Regions from separate parts of the Homo sapiens genome. Here all the other regions are linked to region 3. Evidence: chromatin loops called from intact Hi-C (ENCODE). Cell type or tissue: sigmoid colon. All regions are shown on one strand.

Region 1 (2,500 bases), 490 kb before region 3:
AGCAGAGCTCCTCTGAGCAGTCATTTTGTCCTCACACCTAACTGGACAAAGGAAACCCAGCCGTCCCCAAAGATCCCTTTATAATCCTGGCTACTGTCCAGGAGGGACCACTTCACAGAAGAAAGATCTTGGGGTCTGAAAACCACTGCCACTTATGACCTGTGTGACTTGGGCAAGTTACTGAACCTGTCTGAGCCTCTGGTCTGCCAGGGATAGGAATACTCACTTCCTGGGCTGGTTGTGAGGATGATGGGGGATGATGTCTGAACATGGCCACTTGTAGTAGTTGCTATTCCCTGGCGGCCACTCCTTCTCCTTACAGACGTCATACTTACTCTTATTTTTGTTTTTATTTTTTTTGAGACAAAGTCTCTGTTGCCCAGGCTGGAGTGCAGTGGCGCAATCTCAGCTCACTGCAACCTCCACCTCCTGGGTTCAAGCGATTCTTGTGCCTCAGCCTCCTGAGTAGCTGGGATTACAGGCACCCACCCCCACGCCTGGCTAATTTTGTATTTTTAGTAGAGATGGGGTTTCACCATGTTGGCCAGGCTGGTCTCGAACTCCTGACCTCAGGTCTTCTGCCAGTCTCGGCCTCCCAAAGTGCTGGGATTACAGGCATGAGATACCGTGCCCGGCCTATACTTATTCTTTTCTAAAAGCTGCCCTTTGCTGAATGCCCCACCGTGAGGCTGAGCAGAGGATGTGTGAGCTGGAAAGTGTAGAAACCCCTTTCCCGGACTTTCTGAAACTGCAACACCGTGGATCTGACTCAGGGTTGCCAAAGAACTCTTTCCACACTTCTGCAATTTCACAAGGATGCCAATGGCCCCATTGCCAAGACGCATAGTTTGTTGGCGGACTGCAGTTAGTGGATGTTCTTCTGGTGAAGGGGTGGCCTAGCTACTGCTGCTTGGGCGCTGAACCTGGTTGGTCTCTTGGGGCATGCCCCGTATTGTTTACTGGGAGGAGACCTGGTCAGGCTGAAACACAGCAGATCCGTGGTAGGAAAGAAGAACAGATGCCGCCTGGCTTTGGGAGAGAATCTCTCTTCTCTTGCTGTTTAGTTCCTGGAGTCTGTGAAGTGCCTGTGGTATGTCAGGCTCTGTGCTGGGAGGTGAGAGAGAGGAAAAACAATAGCTATCCTTGATGTAGTGCAGACTCCCAGGAGGCCTTCCTAGGCCAGGACGGGGTTTGGGCATTGAAGATCTCTGGCTTCCTGGGCACGGGGAAGTCATGTTTTCTCCTCTCTAGGTCTGGGGAGTTGCCCAGGTTGCACTGCCCTGGCTCCCGAGTCACTGCCATCTCTGCAATTCTCAGACCCAGGCCTTGGAGCCCCCTAGACTGGAAGAGCCATTTAGTCTAATCTCCCTACATAGCACTTAAATCCCCCAGGAGTATTTTTTTAGACTTTGCTTCCATGCCGCTTGTGATGGGAAGCTCACTACCACCCAGGCAGCTTTTTCCTAACTTGGGCAGCTTTGCTTCATATTATACCTCCCAAATCTGCCCTTTAAAAAGGCACTTAAAGAAAACTTCCTGTAACAAAGCTGTTAGAGGAAAGAAAACTGGACTGGACCCCTTGGGAGGTCATGAACCCTCCTCATTAGCCACCTTCCCCATCACCGGAGGTGTGTGAAGTGGAAGCTGAGCTCCCACTTGACAAGGAGGATGGAAGATTGTTGATCGTTAGCATGTCCAGAAAAGAGTAGGGAACCTGTGTGTAGCCGGGGAAATTGAAGACTTTCAAGTGGTGCTGGAGGAAGAAGGAGTGAAGCCCGGGCCTCCGGCTTTCCTTTCCCTTTGCTCTGTGGCCTGCCCTTCCCCCTCCATAAGGCAGGGAAACACAAGTGGGCCTGGTGCCGTCCCCTCCACCCCCCCAGCCCAGCTCTGCCCATGCAGCTGTCCCAGGCCAGCTGTCCAGGCCCCAGCTGCCCGGCGGTGCTGGCTCCCTTTGCCCCAAAGGGTCTGAAGGCTGGCGGCTGGCACTCCTGGATTTTCTGGCCTCTGAGTCAGGGTGAGAACAGTCAGCTTCCAGCTTCCCTCTTCCTCCCGGGGCCCTCCCCTCACCTGGGGTCTTTTGGAGTGGAGGGGGCACAGCATGCCCAAGCATGGTTTGTGTCATTTCAGAAGCACAACTTGTGTCATCGGGGAGACTGTGAAAACTTGGAAACAACCTGTGTGTCCAATCTTAGAGTATCAGTTAAATGCTTTTATGGGATGGCCACATCTGAGACTTTAACCTGGGGCCACTGGGGTTCCTGAATGGGTTTCAGAGGTCCATGAACTCCCAGAAATTATTAGCATCACAAAATGCTAACTACACATGAATTTTTTGGGGGACTCTGTGAGCCCCCAAATGTTAATAAGTACTAATAGGATGGAATCCTATGCAACATGTGAAACTATGAAGAGCATTTTATCAACATATAGAGAGTGAAGATTGTAGAATGAAAAAAACAGGCTAGAAAACACTATACAGAATGAGCCCAATTTTGATTAG
Region 2 (2,500 bases), 620 kb before region 3:
TTCAAAACCCCTGTCCAGACACATTCACTGGAAATGTTCCTGAAACTCTATGGGGAGCAGCGGCTGTCCCTTCCCCACCTCTGGGGCTGCCTCGTCTACTGATGGAGGAAGTGCTCTTGAGAAACACCCAGTCGTGCCTCACATTTTACAGACTGTCCACAGGCTCCAGGGCTCTGGGTTTGATCAATTCAGAAGGGCCTGACACAGACAATCCAGGTTTGGAGGCCGACAGGGGAAAGAGCCCTGAGATCAAGTGTCAAGCGGGCACAGACTGGCTTAGCCTGGGGCTTCTTGCCAGACACAAACCAGGCCTGAACATGGTGAGGGCTGCTAGGAAGCCAGCCTGGCCAGATGCCAGAGAGGCCTGGGGGGTCTCTTGGGGCTGGCCCAGATCTCTGTCCTCCCCTGCTGCCCTCTGTCTGTGAGGCCACATCTTTAGCCCCAGGCACCGGACTGGTGATGGAAAAAGGGACCATGAGCATACCTCTCTTTTCCAACTTTGCTGAAGAGAGTCCTATTTCCCCATGAGCAGAGAGACTCCCTCACTATTCAAAGTCATATCCTCTGATGCGGGCCCTGTGACAGTTTCACAACATCGAAGGTTTAGCTGGAGTCCTGTGCACGACCACTTTTGAGAGGTTAGTGCAGCACCCACTTCACAGATGGGAAAGTAGTGGTTTGGAGAGGGCTAGGGTCCAGCTGATGGCAGCTCAGCTGTGAGCTGCTGTCTTTCCATTTGATCCAGGTCTTCTGATTCATGGTCCAGTGCTCTTTCAACCAGGCCACTATGGTTCCCATGAAAGCAATGGGTGTTTGCATCCGGCAGAGGGAACATTCCTTTTCATCCTCCTTCCAGAGGGGCTGTGGCCACCCCAAGTCTGGCAGCTTTACGAGAACAGGCTTGTAAACTCAGCAACAGCCTATAATCCTTTTTATGGGGCCTGCTATGGTAATAGACACTCATCGGCTCTCCCAGGCTAAGCCTGGTGGGTGTTGAGGGTGAGTGTCGGAGGGGAGCCAGGCCTCCTGTTAGCTCACCCCACCGCTCTCTGCTTTGGGTAAATGGTCCAAAGGGAGGGGCAGGGCCCACAGGTTTCTGAACAATGCCAGGACTGTCAGCTGGGAGCATTCTGCAGCCTGGTAGAGGAGGAAGCTACAGAGGGAAACAGTGGTCAAATCACCCACCCTGGGCATCTACACTGGCATCACTTTGCACCCAGGAGCTCCAGTAGGGCGGGGAAGAGGGGAAGCATTGTTTACAATTCAAACTCCTGACTCCTCTCCAAAAACCTCCTGATTCAGAATCTCTGAAGGTGTCTCGAGGGATGTGCATTGATTCAGAGCCTTTGAGGCAGGCCAATATTTTATATCCACGCCAGGGAGAAGCAGAGAATAATGTCAGGGAAGTGACAGGACAGTCAGGATGGTAGATTATGCATTTACTCACTCAACAAACATTTGCAGAAATCAGGCCTAGATCTTAGGCCGGGCTGCCCTTTGCCACGGGTGGGTGGGGTCTGACCCCCCTTCACCTGTGGGGTGGCCTTGGACCCTGCCCCTTCCCTCTCTGCCATGGTGTCCTCCTCTGTCAAATGCAGAGTGTCTGTGGTCCTTTCCAGCTCTAGCACTTTTTGATGCCATCAGGGTTTCGAGAATGATGCAGGATGACCTTGTTATCCATTAGCATGCAGGCTATTAAAAGACAGAGAGTAGATCCTGGGGAGACGCTGGGCCCTGGGCTCCAGACCAAGGGCCTTTGCCAGGCATTTCTGTCTGCTCTCCCTCACTGAGGGTGCCTGCTGTGGCTCCACGCCAGGATGGACGGATCTCAGCAGCACCTCCCTGTCTGAGCAGAGTTTGAGAGGACAAGCCATGGGGGTCTGGACACCCTTGCTTTACCATAATCTTATGGCCCCCTAAATGACAACACAGACCATGGAATCCTGGTTTAGGATTTTCAAAGTCAGATCTGGATAAGAGGTTGCTAAATGATATGTATGATACGCCCACATGTTTGTGAACCACATGTTTTTGTGTGTGTGTGTGTGTGTGTGTGTGTGTGTGTGTATGTGTGGTGTGTGTAGAAAAAAAATCTAGGTTGATGCTTCTAGACTTTAAAAATGTCTTGCTTGGCTGGGCACGGTGGCTGACACCTGTAATCCCAACACTTTCGAAGGTTGAGGTGGGCAGATCACCTGAGGTCAGGAGTTCAAGACCAGCCTGGCCAACATGGCAAAAACCCATCTCTACTAAAAATACAGAAAAAAAGTAGCCAGGCATGGTGGCCCACACCTGTAGTTCCAGCTACTCAGGAGGCTGAGGCACAAGAATTTCTTGAGCCCGGGAGGCAGAGATTGTAGTAAGCCGAGATTGTGCCACTGTACTCCAAACTGGGCAATAGAGCAAGACTCTGTCTCAAAAAAAAAAAAAAAAGTATTGCTTTCCTCATTGTAAAGTGCAGATAATAGTAATAAGACTTAACCCAAAGGTTGTTGGGAGG
Region 3 (2,500 bases):
TCTCAGTTAACTGGGGTGGCTTAGCCCCCAAGAAGGCCGTTATGAGCCCTTCAGTTGAGGTTGCTTAGGATAGGGAATTTCTCCTGGATGTGGTGGCCTAGGGGGACTCCCTAAGTTCTATGTCACAGGCATAAAAAAAAATGAGGGTTTGTCTCCCCAGCTCTTCAGCCCAATCCCTGGATTCTGGTAATCCACACACTCCTTAATTCTTGTCTATGCCTACACAGGGTTGATCATGTGCCTGCATTTGTAGGTTTCAACTCTGACCATATGCACATGTATTCACCCTTTCAACTCTTAGGATTTTTGGAAGTGGGGGGAATCTTGTATTCTTTTGTACTCTTAGGTCTACCAACTCTTGAAGGCATTTATGAGATAATGAATTGAATTTTCACTTGCTTGGTCACAAGGTCCCAGGTCACTTTTCTGAGGTGAGTGGGGAGGGAAGAAAGAATTTTAACCCCCTAGGGCTCAGATCAGCTTGTTCTGGCCTCCACAGTTTCTGTGACTACTCCTCTCTGCTGGCTAGAGTCCAACTCCATCTGCAATGATTGTGATGGAGTCCGGACCCTTCTGAGGAACCTCCCCGCTGAACCCAGCTCCCAAGCGCCATTAACACTGACTCCCTACACCCTGGTTCATCCCGACAGGCTCTGGATTCTTATACATAGAAGACTGCTCAGCAGTCGTCGGAGAGCCGCCAAGTCCGTGACAACCTGTAGGCCCATCACAGCTGACGACATCCAGACAGGCTCTCACTGGCAGACTCATCTCTCGCCTTTCCACGGCAACTTCTATTTTGACCACGCACTCACATGGATCCTTCTCTTATTCACTCCTACAGTTTCCAGCCAGACTGGCCCATGGCGGGAGGTGGCTCTGCGAAAGTAAAGAAAACAGAAGGCAACCAATAGCCAGTGTGGCTTTAACCTGAAGAACAGCTGCATGTTCATTGACTGCTTAGTGCATGCTAAATGTTTCACATGCACTTACTCGATTCATCTTGACAACAGCCCTGTGACGTGGGTGCCTTAGTCCATGTTTTTTTTTTTTTTTGGAGGAGGAAGCTGAAGCACAGAGAGGCTAAGTAATTTGCCCCAGGTCACACAGCCAGTGAATAGTAAGCCAGGATTGGCACACAGGTCTCTAATTTTAATCACTTCACACTTAATCCCTAAATTATATGCTCTTTAATTAGGAGAGGGTTTAGGATTAGCCCAGAGCCAGGCTGCTGCAGGGGAGAGGCCCCCCCCTGCTTAGGGGCTGTTGGGGGGTGGAGCTCCAGCTGTCTCTAGGGAACAAACACAGCTGAGAAGGAGAAAGGGGAGGAGTGTCTTCATCGGAAGACACTAAAGAGAGGAAGCAGTGGGAAGAAGTCTGTCTTGTAACACTCAGGAGAGCTCACCAAGCGCCAGGCACAGCGCTGGGCCCCTTCCATCCTGTACCCTGGCACTCCTCAAACCTCATAACTCGTGCAGTCTTTGAAAAAAGTGAAACACTCTCTGGCTTTTGTATTCATTAACATCTCCAACAAGTGACTACTGCAACTAAAATGAATCAAAGCAAAGGAGGAAGGCAGTGCTTTGTGAACCTCATGTCCTCTGCCCCTTCTCCGAGATGCTGTCCAGACACCCCGCTCCCCAGCCAGGAGTGAATTTCACTGAATCCTCCCTGCAAAGATGCCGACAGATCTGCTCATTCTATAGACAAGGGCATTGATATGCCTGTGGCAGAGGTGGCTTTCAGTGAAGGTCTGTGACCCCAAAGCACAAGGTTTCTAATCATGACCCTATACTGCCTGTTGGGGTGACATGGGCCTCTAGCTGACAGACCACTCAGATGACCAAGAAGCCACATCCCTTGCTAAGTGTCAGAAAATTTGGTTTAAGCTGGCAATTTTCCAGGTTGTATACACTGGGGGAAGCACAGAAAGGGGAATGGCTGAGGCTCAGAGAGGGTAAGTAACTTACCAAGGCCACACAGCAATGGCCTTGTCCATGGTGTGTGGCCTCAGGACTGGAACATAAGTCCTGTCTGCCCCTGTGTCTTCCCTGCCCCCCTCCCACGCCAGCACACACCCCACACCTCTGAGATACCAGCCTGGCCTGCTGAATAAGCTCACGCAGACTGGATTCTGATGAGTGTGTTTCGCTTTGCCTGGCAGGCTGCTTAGTGATTGTTCTAAACCTGCGTGTGGGCTTCTCCACTCCCCCAGTCTTCTATTTCTTTCTTCGCCCCCAATGCTTCCCCATCCCTCACCCTCCCCCCACCAGCACCCAGTACAGCAAGCCACACTCAGCAGGTGTTCAATGAACACTTGCTCTGCCAACGAGGCATTGGACCATCTGTAGGGGGCCGGAGTGGGTGTCAGGCTCCCACCCCCACCCCAGCGCCAGCTCCAGGGCCCAGGACGGGAGTCCCTCTGCAGGTGAGCCTGACAGCACTCAGGCTGCCGTCCCACTTGGGGGAGATTGTAAAGACTGTGACTTCCGGGAGGAAG

Evidence for each region. Hi-C counts contacts between places; a loop is a spot of excess contacts. Peaks named below come from ENCODE experiments on the same cell type or tissue, not always from the same donor. Only the 100,000 strongest peaks of a DNase experiment are listed, where the experiment ranks them.
Region 1: it touches region 3 in a loop (2.3-fold over the local background); 1 of 110 quality-filtered maps calls a loop at or near these places.
Region 2: it touches region 3 in a loop (7-fold over the local background); 1 of 110 quality-filtered maps calls a loop at or near these places.

The regions. Positions count from the first base shown.
Region 1 is chr11:44,591,482-44,593,981 of GRCh38, forward strand. The region is part of intron 2 of CD82 (CD82 molecule); the gene reads left to right. Among named protein-coding and RNA genes, the nearest start is that of CD82-AS1, 13 kb to the right of the region's middle. In sigmoid colon, no CTCF peak of the experiment used is centred here; DNase peaks (open chromatin) are centred at 970 and 1,896; H3K27ac peaks cover 954 bases.
Region 2 is chr11:44,453,114-44,455,613 of GRCh38, forward strand. No RefSeq gene overlaps it. Among named protein-coding and RNA genes, the nearest start is that of CD82, 110 kb to the right of the region's middle. In sigmoid colon, no CTCF peak of the experiment used is centred here; DNase peaks (open chromatin) are centred at 358 and 948.
Region 3 is chr11:45,077,852-45,080,351 of GRCh38, forward strand. No RefSeq gene overlaps it. Among named protein-coding and RNA genes, the nearest start is that of PRDM11, 68 kb to the right of the region's middle. RefSeq lists a silencer at 2,218-2,287. In sigmoid colon, no CTCF peak of the experiment used is centred here; DNase peaks (open chromatin) are centred at 720 and 1,420; H3K27ac peaks cover 741 bases.